Regions from separate parts of the Homo sapiens genome. Here region 1 is linked to region 2. A link is a loop called in an ENCODE intact Hi-C map of the cell type or tissue named here. Cell type or tissue: IMR-90. All regions are shown on one strand. Each heading gives the region's core, and the rest is flanking DNA. Links, peaks and the distances in the headings are about the cores only. Region 1 overlaps LOC107985824 (a long non-coding RNA gene). Region 2 has its middle 190 kb from the start of LINC01911.

Region 1 (8,345 bases), core at 233-8,232, 85 kb after region 2:
GCTCTTTGTTGCTCCCCCAATGCCTTTGCTACCAAGAAACCTATGTATGGCCAAAGCCCCAGGAGTGTTCTTTCCCTGCGAGGCTGTGCGCCTTTGCTTTCCTTTTCTTCTCTTTCCTGTCTGCACTGTGGCTCTGTTCAAAGGCTTGAATTTTTGCCATGGTTCCTGCTCCTTAGTTCTGCCTGAACCACGATCTCATGGTTTCAGCACTGTCATTTTCTCTTTAGTGTCAGTCCTTTTCACCTAAGAAAAGATTCCCGACCTGTATATAATCCAGTTTGGTAGCTAGGGCACTGCAACATCTGGACAAATCTTTTCAATTAAAATTTCTTCCCCATCATAATATGTAAAATATGTTTAAAATGTGGTCTGAATTAGGTTCCCTCACTGGTATTTGGTGCATATGTGTACTCCTTTGAGACCCCCTGTAGTAGTCTCCTCTTACCATCCCTTAATCCACTGGGTTTCACCTTCCTCACCCTTCTTGCTTTCCTGCCATCCCTTGAGCTCAGTCTTGCTTGAGTGAAGGCAGTTGTAGGCAAATCAGTACTCTCAGTGTCACTCAGGCATGGTTCTTGATTTTAAGGCACATCCTGGCACCACATAATATTCCGTCTGCCACGTGCTACTTTGAATGGATAGCCTTGAACCTGAGATGCAACCTAATGAAATTGACTGACGTGCTATTCTACATTTATATTTTTCATAGTGCTCTAACCATAGTTAAGAGCAGAGTTTTGGAGTTGAAGCCTCACCTTGACTCTAATTCTGGGCAAGTTATTTAACCTTTCTGGGCATGGTGGCACACCATGAGGATAATGTATAAATAAAATGTGGATAACAATTCATAATTAATCATGAGGTCATTAAGAAATGATAACAATAGCTATTTATCCAGAGATATGTGAGAGGGTGCTGTGCTAAGTGCTTTACATATATTATTTCTAATTCTTAGAATTACATTACATAGAGTATTGTATTCTCATTTTATAGAGGAGGAAATTGAGGTTTAATGTGATTCAGTAATTTACTGAGCTCACCACAGTAAGCAAGATGCAGAACTAGAATCCAATTCCAAGGTTTGGCTAACTCTTAAACTCTAGCATATTTCACTTTGTTCTGCTGGACGCCACTAATGGGAAGGTTTTTCTCCAAAAAAACAAAGAGACACATTTCTCTGTGGCATTTCCTGTTTTCCTTTTTCAAACATCTTTTTAGTTGCAGAAGAGTTGCCAGAATCAAAGACATAATTCATGTGTTGAACTGCTGCAGGCTGGGAAGAAAAATGCATTTTTAATCGTTTAACTCGTTCACTGCGGGTATTTAAGTGCTTCAGGTGAGGTAGAAATAGACATATTTTAATGAGAAGTTGCATTGACTGGACGTTGGTGGGGATGAAGGACATGTGAGACAGGAATGGCAAGATTCTAAGGATCCTAGCCTGCAACATACTAGGTGCTTTTGAAAATGGTAAGAAGGTGAATTTAATTCTTTGGGATCCTGGGGAAAGCGAGTCTCCACAATGGGCTGGAGATTTCCTCAGGGTAGTGTTTCCTGATCTCTTTAAAGTTGGTCCCCTAAGTATTCTTTAAGCCAGCGAACTGTTTGATTCCTCAATCACATTTTTTATATTTGTATTTATTATATTTGTCTGTTTTCCTTATTTTTTCCCTGGAATGTAGTCTTTAAAGACCAGGCAAATGAAATAGTGATTGACACATAGTAAGTGCCCAATAAATACTTGTTGAATAAATATGACAAAAGTCCAAAGAAGATCCCCTACCTATGTGTGGAGATTGAGTTCAGGAACTGCCATACTAAAATCTACATACCTGTTCAGGGATAGCCAGGCAAGATAATAACATGTATAAATGCATTTTCATTAATATTTCCTCTGTACAGTTTTAATTCTAGAAACAGGCTTAGAAATAAGATATGGTATCTCTTACCCACAAATACATGCAGGGAGGAAAGCAGGATTAGATGGGATTGAAGAAATGGGGCTGTGGAAGTTGATGCTCTGACACAGATGGCCAGACAGTCTAAGAGGCAGTGCAAAGATGTGGACAATTTCAGCAAATGTTTTTTTTTTTCCAGTAGGTGCAATTTCATAGGTCTGAAGGAGGTGTAGGATGCATGACACCCAAAGTAAGATACACAGTGGTGTCATCGTGGTGGCTCAACCCAGCAAAGAGCCAAGAGTGTTCCAGTGTTCAAAGGAGAAGACAGGTAAGAAATAGACAACATCAGTTTGCCTTTGAGTTCCTATGGGTCAATAGCACCCTTAGATGGCATATCATACACTAGACTTAACTTTGTAGCCTTTAAATCATGTTATAGAATTTGAGGGACTAGAAAAATATTCGCAAGAATTCACTGAATGATATAAGGCTTATACAAGCATATGTACCTTTTGAGGCAAAACATCCCTCTATATTTTTATCTACAACTATATATGCAGAGAAAAAAAACAGATTGGGAGGAAATATATGAAAATGTTATTAGTGATTATCTCCAGGTGGTTAAATCTCAGGTGGTATATGGTTTCATCTGCATGTTTTCCAAGTCTTCTCTTGTTAACGTGAATTACTTACAGAATAGAAAAAGCAAATATTAGAAAAAAAAAACAGAGGAAGACTCTACTAGGCAAGATAAATCAAAATACATCAGACCGTGCTGGTAATTCTTCTTATGTCTTTTTTTCTTGTCCACTGGATGAACTTTTTTGCTCTCTCTCTGAACTACAGACTGTAGTACATCCTGGGTTGGTTCTTGGCATCTTCCAATAAACCCCTGCTCAGTCAAGATCCTGCTTTGACAAGGTCTAACCTCTTGCTGTTCACAACATGTGACATTTAGTTGTGATGGACATAGAGACCTGGACTTCATTAGAAGAATTTCAGGCAGGAAAATTGAGGCAAATATCACATTTGGAGATATCCTGATATGTTACCAGATATCTCTGATACACCAGTTATCAGAGATCTTAAAGTAGAAATCTTTTACCTAACATCCTTAATGACAACTCCACAGACTTCTACATGTGTGATAAAGAAGATGCTGAGATATGGTAAAAATGTGAGAAACAAAATACTGAATGTATTGGTTTATTTCTAAGATTATAATGGCTGCTTTAGAATTATGGATGAGATTAGAGCTGAAGTTTTTTGTGGAGCTGGAAAAGACAAAGACAGAGTAACCCATATCTAATTCTTCCCATTGTCGGCCTCTGGTTGTCCTTCACTCTTATTTTCCCAATTATATCTACCCTTTCTACCTCACAAGAAAGCCTATTTGTCACATTTTCCCTTCAATCATAATATACAAGTTCTTTATTTTATTCTTTGCCAGGTAACTGATTAGGCTCTTTTTTTTACATGAATCCAAGTTGAGGTGTTGATAGCTGATAACGACTAGATGTGTGAGATGTGTTAAAATGTGTGCTGATAACATTGACATTTGTTCAGTGACCTTCAGAATCTTAAGTCTAGTGGGAATTTAAGACACCATGAGGTGCTGTAAGATAAAAAGTGTAAGAGCAAAAGGGTCTTTCATAACCCCAGATAATATAGACAGCTGTCTAATTGAGCTTAACATTTGGCCAATTCTTATTTTCAGAGCAAATTGTCTGGAATCAATCATGTTTACCTCTGATTTCTGTGCAATACCTAATATTTAAAACTTAAATTTAAAAAATTGTAACTACTTATTTCAGAAAACTTTTGATGTTGGATTTCAAAGATAGTCTGATCTTTTTTTATATAGTTCCATTAAGATGATTGTTATGTACTCTCTCCATCAAAAGAATTGAACATCAATGGTAGCCGTAACATGGTATATTTGTATATTCAATTCTGTATCCTTTTGCAAGTTAGTCAAGGATAGAGAAGTTAAGTTGCTTGAAAAAAAATACTATAAAACTCTGTGACAAAAACACTGATTATTTCTAAAAGGTCAATTGAAATGGACTGATTATGCTTTGTCATTAAGTGGCCCTTAACCTATACTGTGCTGCTCTTAATTTCCTTGGTGTGGCCTTGTGTTTGTGAAATTCACATTTAGAGTTCTGATTAGATTTTTTTTTTTGCATTAAGAAGAGAGAAAGACAACCACTTTTTCCTTCCAATCATTTGTGCATTTTTTTCTTTTTTTCCTGCTTTGCCTTTAGTTGAACTGTTTGCCTATATCATTTTATTTTAATGCATATATCAACTTTTGCTTTATTGTCCTCTTAAGACACATGGCAAGTAGGAGATTTTTTTTATTTGGCTATCTGATTGTAATTCAGAGGTGTGTGTGTGTGTGTGTGTGTGTGTGTGTGTGTGTGTGTGTTTGAAGTTTAAGAAAGTTTAAAAACAACTTCCACCATGAGATCAGTTGTAAGACATTGTGGAAAATCACTTAATTTCTGTATCTGCCTTCTCATCTAAAAATTAAGAATAACAGTGTGTTTTTGTATTTTGAAAAGTGATTGTAAAGTTCACAATGAAATAGTTAAAAGAGGTTTTAAAAGTATAAAGTACTGCTTAAATATAAGAAAAATGCTACTTATATTGCTTTGATTTTTTTGTATTTCTGCTTTATAAATTGCATATTTTAAAGATAAGTATGTTACTCAAATTTCCTGTTTTTCTTTATTTTTATTGAGATAATATCTAAAGATAAAATATCTACATAAAAATATCATAATGATATACATAGACATACAAATATTTTTCCTTTTTTTTAATTTAGTGTAAGATTTCCATTTTGATTCTCAGTGAGTAATAATCTTAAATTTGGCAATTTGATTAACATACATACACTTTGTATTTATAAAATTATGGTGAAGAACTTAAGGTTTGCTCATTAACGTGAAATAATACAAGCTATGATTAGACAGTGACAATTCTGTTTTGCCATATGGTTAGGAGACAACAGAACTTAAACTTTGAGGAGCTAAATAAGTAAAACAGATTGTTCTGCCATTGGACAAAAGTCTCTACAAAAATTTGACAATTGTGCAAACTGAAAAAAATATTCATCATGATTTTACAGTCAACAATTTTAAGATTTTTTTTCTTGTGATGCTATGCTTCAATTCGTATATTATGCTGATCAGGTTAGCATCAATCTTTTTAAGTAAGACATTCTGTGCTGGATAATCCCTGTACAGTTTTTGAGGCCATTTAAAATGAGTAAATAAGTAAAGAATTTGTGGTCTATGGGATTGTAGAAACAATTTTGAGCAATTTTGTGCTACAAATATTAGAAGAATATATATTGGTAAATACTATATTAATGGAAAAAAGAACTCACATTTTGCAAGAGACTTAAAATAATTAAACGAGCTCTTTGACTAATGCTAACCCCTGTAATAAATCTGTCATTTTTTTCCCGGAACCTTGCAGTTGCATGGAATTTCTACAGTCTCTGCAAATGCGACCTTATTTGGGCAGATATTTTTAAATGTTTGCCAGAAAGTAAACAGGAAGCAAATCTGAAAGTAATTTGGAAAAGTCAGGAAGATACTCTCCTTCCAAGAATCTAACTCAGTTACCACTGCTCTCCTTGCTTCTATTTAATACTCAGATAGCTTTTTGTTTAAAGAACCAGGTGACAACTGTAAGTTAAGTGGATTTCAGCACCTTCCGGACACCTCAAAATAAATCACCCAGATTCTTCTCTCCCTCCTGCAGCACCACCCCCCCCCCATTTAATGAAGAGTTGTATATGCTGCAAGAGACTATTTGATCATTGAAGAGAGACAAAATGTTCTGCTTTTCAGCACATTTTAATCCACAGCTGGTGCACAGATTGGCAGAGAGTATATGTTAGTTTTAGCTGTGAATTTTTTCAAGTTGAGGTTGCCTATATTTAGATCGCTGGAGTTTTAGGATTGCTGAAAGTAAATGTTTGAATGAGAAAAATATTGACTGGAGGAAAATACTGTTTAATAGAGGTGTTGATTTTGACCAGCCTAAAATATGCTCATGTTGGATGAACATTTGTAATAGGAGAAATAAAATTGTGGGTATTACTGGGAAGGCACATTTATTCAATTACCATGCACTAAAGATAAACTAAGGTGTTTAATTTGGTGTCTAAAGGGTACTTGACTCCTTTGGAGAAAAAAAATGCTTTTGTAGGTTCATTTCAGAAAGCAAAGTATTGAACTTTAGAGATAGAGAAGCCAACACACAACCTAATTCACACTTTTAAAGTTAATTTTTCAAATCATCAAAATCCTAAAGTAATTACTATTGATTCTTGGACTACCTTGCAAAACAGGCAGTTCATCCACAGGAGATAATGCAATGTTGATATGTTATTTCTTCCTGAACTGACTGAATTCATTCAACAAATATTTATTAAGCACCTGTGAAGTGCCAGGCAATGTGCCAAGCACCGAGGATGTTTTAATTTAACTTTGATTGTTACTGCTCTGTGAGATGTAAATAAACACAATAGATTGTTTTAAACCCTGATTCTATTCTATTATATGCTTTTTAAAATAACATGGGTGAATTTATTTCTTAAGATTTGAGTGCTTTTTTAGCCAGAATGTTATTTCATTAGTTTTAATGGTAGATTTACCTAGTAGCTCAAATAATTCAGAATGTGTAGGTTTTACTCAAACCTTACCTTTGTTCAGTATGAGATGCATAGAATATGGACTCAAAGTAACAGAAACTATAGCATTATATGACTTTTTCTTTCCAAATCTCTCTCACACATAAAGTAAGCTGAAGAAAGTTAGTTCTAGTATAAAAAAGGATAACTGTTTTAAATAAGAATTATTGTTTCAAAATGAGTGTAGAGGAATGAATTGGGTTGTTGGGTGTTGGAGACCTCTACTTTAATTTAAACAAGATAAATCATTTTTAGTTCATTTATTTGTATTTTATCACCAGGTCAGGAATTATACTCTAAGTTAAACTGCATAGAGAGGGGGAAATTGGAAGTATATATTCAAAATATTTACCATGTACATTATCTGTGAATTAAAAAAACACCTCAACTATGACTTTGTCTTAGGGAAGTGATTGAAGATATAACACTATATGTACAAGGAGAGTCATAATTATGTCATTTGTAATACTGAAAAATGGATATAAACTAAATATATATTATAAAATATTTCTTAAATAAATTACAGTACAACATAGAGGCCGGGTGTGGTGGCTCATACCTGTAATCCCAGCACTTTGGAAGGCTGAGGCAGGTGGATCATGAGGTCAAGAGAGCAAGACCATCCTGGCCAACATGGTGAGACCTCATCTCTACTAAAAATATAAAAATTAGCTGGGCATGGTGATGCGCCCCTGTAGTCCCAGCTACTTGGGAGGCTGAGGCAGGAGAATTGCTTGAACTCAGGAGGCAGAGGTTGCAGTGAGCCAAGATTGCACCACTGCACTCCAGCCTGGAGACAGAGCGAGACTCCATCTCAAAAAGAAATAAATAAAATAAAATAAATTATAGTACAACATAGACTGAACATGATGGCATGCTAAGTGACCATAAAAATGGTTTTCTTAATAATGTATCATGGCTGGGCACGGTGGCTCACACCTGTAATCCCAGCACTTTGGGAGGCTGAGGCGGGCAGATCACGAGGTTAGGAGATCGAGACCATCCTGGCTAACACGGTGAAACCCTGTCTCTACTAAAAATACAAAAAATGAGCCGTGCATGGTGGCAGGCAACTGTAGTCCCAGCTACTCAGGAGGCTGAGGCAGGAGAATGGCATGAACCGGGGAGGCGGAGGTTACAGTGAGCGGAGATTGTGCCACTGCACTCCAGCCTGGGTGACAGAGCAAGACTCCGTCTCAAAAAAGAAAAAATAAATAAATACAAATAAATAATGTATCATGAATATGCTTCTATTGAGTTCCACTGAAACTGCTTTTATTAAGATCACCAGAAAGCTTCACAGAGCAAACTGGAGGGGCCTTCCTTTGCTGCACTCATCTCACTTGACTTTTCTGTAGGAATCTTGTATCTAGCTGACCACACTGTCCCCTTTGAAACACCTTGTTGAACTTGTGACAACACACTTTCTTAGTTCTTTCTCCTCTGCGCTAAATGCTCCAGGGATCTCCATTTTTCATCCACACTTTTTACCTAAGTAACTGCATACATCTAATAATGCTACATACTAGTTATAGATCAGCGCTTCACACGTATGTATTCACAAACTTGACTTTTGCCTAATACTTCACAAATATATTCAACAACCAGTAGATAGCTCTATGTAGATATCTGAAAGAAATTTAAAACACAACTCTGCTAAACTAAAACCTTGATTTTTTTTACCTCTCCAACTCTATTGTCTCCAATTTCTAAAAGTTAGTATATTCCATTAT
Region 2 (8,345 bases), core at 225-8,224:
AGGTTAAAATTAAAGATCTAGGGCTAACCCAAAGAAAAAATATTATAAGCTTTTAAAAGGTCATCCAAAAAGATGTGCAGTGAAGACAAACCATTTAGTCTTGGTGTTGGCAAGGAAGTATATGGATTGATTCTTGCACAATTTCAAATTTTATGAATAGGCTTTATAGCTTGTATTCTAAAACTGTTTGTCTGGAATTTGGAAAGTGTTCTTTCCTAGAGACAGTGTATTGACTGGGCATTAGGGTGTCAGGCTAACCAACAAAAGCTTACTCAATTCGTGAAGTAGAACTGCAGTGTGTGCTGTCAGACCACCTGGGAATAGGAGTCAAGCAGCCTTGAGAGTTAAATGGGAGAATGGGTTTTCCGGTTTCCTAGAGATGGCCTTAAGCAAAAATGTAAAATCTGTGAGATTGGCAGCTGGGTATCCTTCTGCAACTCTCCCTGCTTTCTCTTCCTTCACTCCGTGACTCTCCCCACGCCAACACACATTATCCTTCCCTAAGGCATTCATCCCCAGGCACGTCATCCACCGTGCTATTTTTAAGGATCTATGCTCTTTCATCCCTCAATTTTCAATTTTCTCAGAACATTTGCTAAGAACAAATCAATCAGAACCAAATAAATCTCACTATGGTGTAGAAAACCAACAATTTCTTCATAACTACTTTTTTTACTAAAAAGGGGACTTGTTGACCCAAGTGTATAAGTTTAGGTAAATGATGCAATGATGGCAGCTGGAGGTGTTGGTATGTGGAAGTGTGCACAGCACCAGAGAAGCAGGTCAACTTCCAATTCCCACCATATAGCTTGTGGAGCCTCACATCCTGAACTTTCTGAATTTACGCTGCAGATTCGTATGCTTCAGCACTTGGCTCTGGCTCCAACAGCTCCAGAAAACATGTCATTAATTTTCAAAGCATTTTGTTTTAAAGTAATTAACATTACCTACTGAAACAAACAATGCTAAAATCTCAGTGGAAGTACAAGATACAAGTTTATTTCTGTTCACACAAGGTCCTGTGAAAGTTGGGCAGCTCTTCTCCAACAGGGGAAACAGTTTGCACTGTCATCTCAGAGTCCTCCAATTCCAGCTGTTAAAGAAATACCACAGAAGAGGGACAGACTGGACATGTGACATAGCACTTATCAGCCTATTTTACAGAGGCCAGAGCTCCGTTACAGGTCTGAACCAACTGCAAGGACATCCAGACGTGTAGAGGAGCACATGAATAGCGTGAATATTAATACTTTCTGCCCCACTGTTACTACTGGGCATTTGTTCCTGGGCTAAGCTCTTCATCTTTTTAATGTTTTTTTCCCCACCTGAAACCAGAACTTATTTGAAGTTCCAAAGTTTCTTCTCTTCAGCCCCAATTCAGTGGCATCTATGATGTGTGTGTGTGTGTGTGTGTGTGTGTGTGTGTGTGTGTGTGTGTGTTTACATGCATGCACTTTAACCTGGTTAATGTGTGATGTAATTTATGGCAGTGAAATGACAAGGAAGGAAGGTGGAAGAGACTAGTGGGGTATTTTGAAAGTGGAAATGAGCAATACAGGTAGAAGCAGGAAAAGCCTGGCGGGGTTGTGTGTCTTAGTTCATAAGTCAGGGCTTCTCTCTAGTCCTCATCTGTCTGTTTTAATAGCAGCTTGTTAAAATCACTTATTTTTTTCTCGCTAGATACTTCTTCATCTGATTGTTCAAATACAAATAGTAAGACTAAAAGTTCAGAGTTCAAGATGATTATCTCCAACCCTTTAAATTTTAGGGTGACTATACTGACCAACCCCAAATATTCAGACAACTGTTCACACAGCACAAGATATGTACATCCTTAAGAATTATGAAGAAGGAAGCCACTCCACTTAACTTCCCTTATGTGCTGGTGTAGACTTCCTGGAAGTTTCTATGAATGTCATTTACTTGAGAAATGGAAAGTGAATAGTATCTGATACATTAATGGGTTTACACAGTAGGTTCTGAGTTTAGTTTTACAAATCAGGAAACACTAAGATTTCTGCTTGGAATCTTTAGGATTTCATGACTGCCCTGCTGGGTTTCAGACTTACATGGGGCCTTTTAGCCTCTTAGTTTTGGCCAATTTCTCCCTTTTGGAATGGGAGCATTTACCCAATGCCTGTATCCCCATTGTATCTTTGAAGTAACTAACTTGTTTTTGATTTGATAGTCTGATAGACGGAAGGGATTTGCCTTGTCTCATTTAAGACCATACTTGGATTTTTGAGTTAATGCTGGAAGGAGTTAAGGCTTTGGGAGGCTGTTGGGAAGGCATGATTGTGTTCTGAAATGTGAGATGGACATGAGATTTGAGAGGGGCCAGGGGCAGAATAATATAGTTTGGCTCTGTGTCCCCACTCAAATCTCATGTCAAACTGTAATCCCCAGGTGTTGGAGGAAGCGCTTGGTGGGAGGTGTTTGAATCAAGGGGGCAGACTTCCCCCTTGCTGTTCTCATGATAGTGAGTTGAGTTCTCATGAGATCTGGTTGTTTAAAAGCACATAGCACTTCCCCCTTTTCTCTCTCTCCTGCTGCCATGTGAAGATGCACTTGGTTTCCCTTTGCCTTTCTGCCATGATTGTAAGTTTCCTGAGGCTTCCCAGCCATGCTTCCTGTACAGCCTGCAGCCTGCAGAACTGTGAGCCAATTGAACCTCATTTCTTCATGAATTACCCAGTCTCTGGTAGTCTCAAGTATGCTAATACACTGAGCATTCCTCTAAACTATTTATTATGTCTTCAGTGTGGATTTATGTAGCCCCAATGTTCTTTGAATGTTGAGGCTGCAATTCCTCAAATTGTTTTAAAACTTCTAGATTCACTTTTAAAGCTTGAACATGCTATGCCTTTTGTTTATTTTATCTTCTTTTTCATTGCAATTGTGTTTATTTTTGGGTTTCCAACGATATTTTCCATATAAGCAAAAACAGCTGCATGGTACAAAGAAAATGAAGACAGCAGAGCTGATATTAGAACACAGCAATTGGCCTGGCTTGGGAAAGGAGAGAAAACTACATGTGCATGGGGAAACATTAGCATGGCTTTTTTTTTTTCTGTAGATAATAGGAAAATCTCTCAGCTTCTAGACAAGTCTTAATCAGAGATGTATTAACACTCAGCTTATAAAGTATATGTAACAAGACTTCACTGCCAACATTACATAGACATACTAAACCTGGAAAGATAGAATTTTTATTATGCATTGCAGGTATGCTTCAGTTTAGAATTTTTAGGATACATTCATTTACTTTATTTCACTTGTTCTTTACAACAGTTCATTAGCAGGGAGGGCATGAATTTTTATGCCCATTTAATATTTAAAGCAAATAAAACCAGTGGGCTTAGGCATCTTGCTGGCATCACACTCTCCTTAAATGGTTGAATCAGAAATGGAATCCACTTCTTCTGACACTTAGTCTAATTTTCCTTGTTTTGTAACAGCCTGGAGTTTCCTTCTCACCAAGCTAATAACTCACTACCAGGAAAACCACTCACTTACTGTTTTTTTTGTAGAGATAAAAGTTTGCTCATCGCTAGGGAAAGGCTTTCTCTCGTATCTCATTCCCTTTTCCTGGAAGGGAAAATACTAACTTTTACTCCTCATTGGTGAGTAACTATCATGGAGGGTACACCATAATAGTGAAAGAGGATCCTTGTCATCCTTGACTCACATCTTACATGCAATCCTTAAGCAAATCTCATGGCCATATATCCACAGTCTATTCTAAATGCAACCATTTATCACCACTCCTGCCACTGTACCACTCTGCTTTACATTCTTGTGGTCCCCTGACTGATCTTCCAGAGTCCTTTATTGCTGTAACCTCTCCCAAGTCTGAACTCTCCACAGCCAGCAGACCATGCCCCTCCCCTACTCAAAGCCTTCACAGGCTCTGACCTTCCTCAAAATAAAATGTTCCACAATGTCCTACAAAATATGCCCCTAAGAGCCTTTTTAGTACTTTTTTTTTAACATTCCTTCCTTAGCTTATGTCTTCAGCCCCAGTTGCCTCCTTTCAATCCTTTTAATGTGACTATATTTCCTTGCAAGAAATTTTCTACAGCCTGGGATTCTTTCCTTGCAAATGTGCCTGGCTGCTTTCCTACCTTCAGTTGGTCCAGTCTCATTGCAAAGACACCTCTGCAAAGAGGCATTTGGGACCATTCTATCTCACTAAGAAGCATTCCAACACACATAATCACTTTTTATCCCTCATCATTGCTTATTACATTATAAATATTTCAGTCACTCATTTTCTTTTTCACCAGAATGTAAGCTCTGTGAGTATAGAAACTTTGACAGTCATCATGTTCCCAATGCCTAGAACAGTGTCTGGCATATAATAAGGGTTTAATAAATATTTACTCAGTGGGAAAAATGTTTTAAAAAATGAATGACTCATGGGGTAAGACCACTTGGATCTTAATATAGCTTGACTATTTCTTAGTTAAATAACATTGGGTCCCCTATTTAGGTACTCTTGGCTTCAGTTTTCACATCTGTAAAATGACAATTATAGTGGTCTTTGCCTCATTATTAGTTTACTATGAACATTAAGTATGATTATTCACATACATTGCTTCATAGATGCCTGACTTATAATGGGCTCTCAAAACATCTTGAGAACTGTTGACTCTGCTACCCATGGATAAAATGCATAGTTACAACACAGTTGTGCTCTTCTCAATGGAAATGTGCCCATCCATTTAAGACATGCAATCAATGAAACAAGTGACTCAGCTCTTCATTAAATCTGTCCAGAATCTTGTATTTCAGTTTTTAGACATTGCACAATTGCCCTTCAATAGGAAATGTGACAAAAACATGTTCGGGTTTTATAGACTGCCTTTGCTTTCACTGCCATTGCCAGTAATGTGGTTTTCTTTTTGGAGATCTGGCTAGAGGCTGCTGAAACTTTCATTTCACCTAATTTAATAGTTGGTGCCAGAAGGGCCATGTGTGAGATATTTTGGGAAGAGGTTTTGTGGAAGTGAAATTACACCCATTTGCTTGAGAGGAGGGCTGATCCTGGGCATTAAGCTAGGCATTCTGGGAACAATAGTCCAATGTGCTTCCCTAAGCTCCTGGCTTTATGGGCTTTCTTAGAAAAGTCCAGGATCTCCCCACACTTCTATAGCCTAGTTGTGGCCCTGGGCTGCCCTCTGCTCACTCTGGTGATCCTGCAGACTCATTCTGAGGCTGGGGCTGGATGGCACCTAACCTTTCTTTGCCTAGGCTTTCCCTCTGCTGGAAACACTCACACCATGGGAGTCTCATGTATTTAAGGGGCTGGGGCTGCGCCTAGGGAAATTCTCTAAGTGCAAGCTTCATGGTAGAGAGAGTTAACAGAGGATATCCTTCCTCAGAAACCTCATCACAACAATGTTTGTGGGGAATCAACACAAATGTGTGAGAGAGGACCAGAGCTTGAGGGGTTTATAATCCATTGAGGAAATAGAGTATGACTTTTAAAAGATAATCTACAGATCAAGGTAAAAAATTAGAAGAATCTGATAAATGATATGATAGAAATCTTGCTTCAGGAGACCCAAGGATAGAGGATTCCTGAAGGAAAGGTCTAAGCCACAAGGGGTCCTGTTTGACTTACTTCCACTTAAAGCTAGTGTTTTTTACAGCTGTGGATCAATGATGAGGACAATTCTTGTCAAGATCTCCGAGTTCATCAAAACCCCTTCAGAGGCTTGCAAAACAGACAGATTCCAAGTCCCCACCCTCAGAATTTCTCATTTATAAGATCTGCCATGCAGGACAAACAACTACTATAACCTTCTTCCTCTTCCTCCTCCTCTCCCTCTTCCTCCTTCTCCTTTACATATTGTATTGACATATAATTAACATATATAATATGTACATGTTTTTGGGATTTAGTTCATTGAGTTTTAACAATTTCATGCATACAAAACAAGATATAGAATATTTCCATTACTACAGGTAGTTCCCTTGTCCCTCTTTCAAAAAAATTTTATTTCCTCTAACCTCTACTGCCCTTCCCCTTCAATTTCTGACTTCCAGCCACAGTCTCTTCTTGGATTTTATATAAATGGAGTTATACACTGTATACAGTTTTGCATTTCTGACTTTTGTTCAACATAATATATTTTTTCGTATTTATCCATATTGTTGTGTACTTTAGTAATTCTCTTTTTAATGCTGTCTAATATCTCACTGTTTGGACAAACCACACATTGTTTGTTATTTTCATTTTAATGGGCATTTGGACTGTGATATGGTTTGGCTGTGTCCCCAGCCATATCTCATCTTGAATTGTAATCCTTTATTCCCCATGAGTCGATGGAAGGAAATGTGGGGTTGGAGTCCCCACATAGAGTCCCTACTGGGATACTGCCTAGTGGAGCTGTGAGAAGAGGGCCACCCTCCTCCAGACCTCAGAATGGGAGATACACTGACAGCTTGCACTGTACACCTGGAAAAGCTTCAGGCACTAAACACCTGCCTGTGAAGAAGCTACCCAAGGCTGTGGGAGCCCACTCCTTGCATCAGCATGTCCCAGATGTGAGATGTAGAGTCAAAGGGAATCATTTTGGAGCTTTAAAGTTTAATGACTGCCCTGCTGGATTTCACAGTTGCATGGGGCCTGTAACCCCTTTGTTTCAGCCAATTTCTCCCTTTTGGAATGGGAGCACTTATCCAATGCCTGTATCCCCATTGTATCTTGGAAGTAACTAACTTGCTTTTGATTTTACTGGCTCATAGGCAGGAGGGACCTGTCTTGTCTCTGATGAGACTTTGTACTTGGACTTATGCGTTAATGCTGGAATTGTTGCAGGAAGTCAAGGACCCCAAATGGAGGGACCAGCTGGAGCCGTGGCAAAGGAACATAAATTGTGAAGATTTCATTTTAATGTGGACATTTATCAGTTCCCAAGTAATACTCTTATAATTTCTTATGCCTATCTTACTTTAATGTCTTAATCCTGTTATCTTTTTAAGCTGAGGATGTACGTCACCTCATGACCACTATGATATTTGTGTTAACTGTACAAATTGATTGTAAAACATGTGTGTTTGCACAATATGAAATCAGTGCACCTTGAAAAAGAACAGAATAACAGTGATTTTCAGGGAACAACAGAAGACAACCATAAGGTCTGACTGCCTGCAGGGTCAGGCAAAATAGAGCCATATTTTTCTTCTTGCAGAGAGCCTATAAATGGACGTGCAAGTAAGGAAGATATCACTAAATTCTTTTCCCAGCAAGGAATATTAATAATTAATACCCTAGGGAACAAATGCATTCCTGGGGGGAGGTCTATAAATGGCCGCTCTGGGAGTGTCTGTCTTATGCAGTTGAGATAAGGACTGAAATATGCCTTGGTCTCCTGCAGTATCCTCAGGCTTACTAGGATTGGGAAACTCCACCCTCAAATTGGTAAATTTGAGGTCAGACCGGTTCTCTGCTCTTGAACCCTGTTTTCTGTTGTTTAAGATGTTTATCAAGACATACGTGCACCGCTGAACATAGACCCTTATCAGTAATTCTGCTTTTGCCCTTTGCCTTGTGATCTTTGTTGGACCCTTATCAGGAGTTTGTGATTTTGCTCTTGTCCTGTTTCCTCAGAAGCATGTGATCTTTGTTCTCCTTTTTGCCCTTTGAAGCATGTGACCTTGTGACCTACTACCTGTTCTTGTACCCCCTCCCCTTTTGAAATCCTTAATAAAACTTGCTGATTTTGCAGCTCAGGTGGGCATCATGGTCATGTCACCCCTGGAGGCCCAGCTGTAAAATTCCTCTTTGTACTCTTTCTCTTTATTTCTCAGCCAGCCGACACTTATGGAATATAGAAAGAACCTATGTTGAATATTGGGGGTGGGTTCCCCCAATATGGAATGAGTTAAGACTTTGGGGGACTGTTAGGAAGGCATGATTTTGTTTTGAAATATGAGGACATGAAATTTGTGAGAGGCCAGTGTTGGAATGATGTGATTTGGCAGTACCCCCACCCAAATCTCATTTCAAATTGTAATCCTCGTGTGTTGAGGGAGGGACCTCATGGGAGGTGATTGGATGGAGTTCCCCCATGCTGTTCTCTTTCCTGACGCCATGTGAAGATGGATGTGTTTGCTTCCCCCTCCACCATGATTGTAAGTTTCCTGAGGCCTCCCCATCCCTGTGGAACTGTCAGTCAAGTAAACCTCTTTCCTTTATAAATTACCCAGTCTCAGGTATGTCTTTGTAGCAGTGTGAAAATGGACTAAAGTAGATTGTTTTCCGTTTTTGACTATTGTATATAATTCTGCTATAAACATTCTTATACATTTCTTTTTGTGAACATAAGTTTTTGTTT

The links. Peaks named below come from ENCODE experiments on the same cell type or tissue, not always from the same donor. Only the 100,000 strongest peaks of a DNase experiment are listed, where the experiment ranks them.
Region 1: it touches region 2 in a loop (2.2-fold over the local background); 3 of 110 quality-filtered maps call a loop at or near these places.

The regions. Positions count from the first base shown.
Region 1 is chr2:146,937,584-146,945,928 of GRCh38, reverse strand. It overlaps LOC107985824 (a long non-coding RNA gene), which reads left to right. Exons shown (of 3, transcript XR_001739217.2): 2 at 2,098-2,229. Among named protein-coding and RNA genes, the nearest start is that of LINC01911, 100 kb to the right of the region's middle. RefSeq lists an enhancer at 594-763. In IMR-90, for the core only: no CTCF peak of the experiment used is centred there; no DNase peak of the experiment used is centred there; H3K27ac peaks cover 576 bases.
Region 2 is chr2:147,022,240-147,030,584 of GRCh38, reverse strand. No RefSeq gene overlaps it. Among named protein-coding and RNA genes, the nearest start is that of LINC01911, 190 kb to the right of the region's middle. In IMR-90, for the core only: no CTCF peak of the experiment used is centred there; a DNase peak (open chromatin) is centred at 3,714; H3K27ac peaks cover 1,245 bases.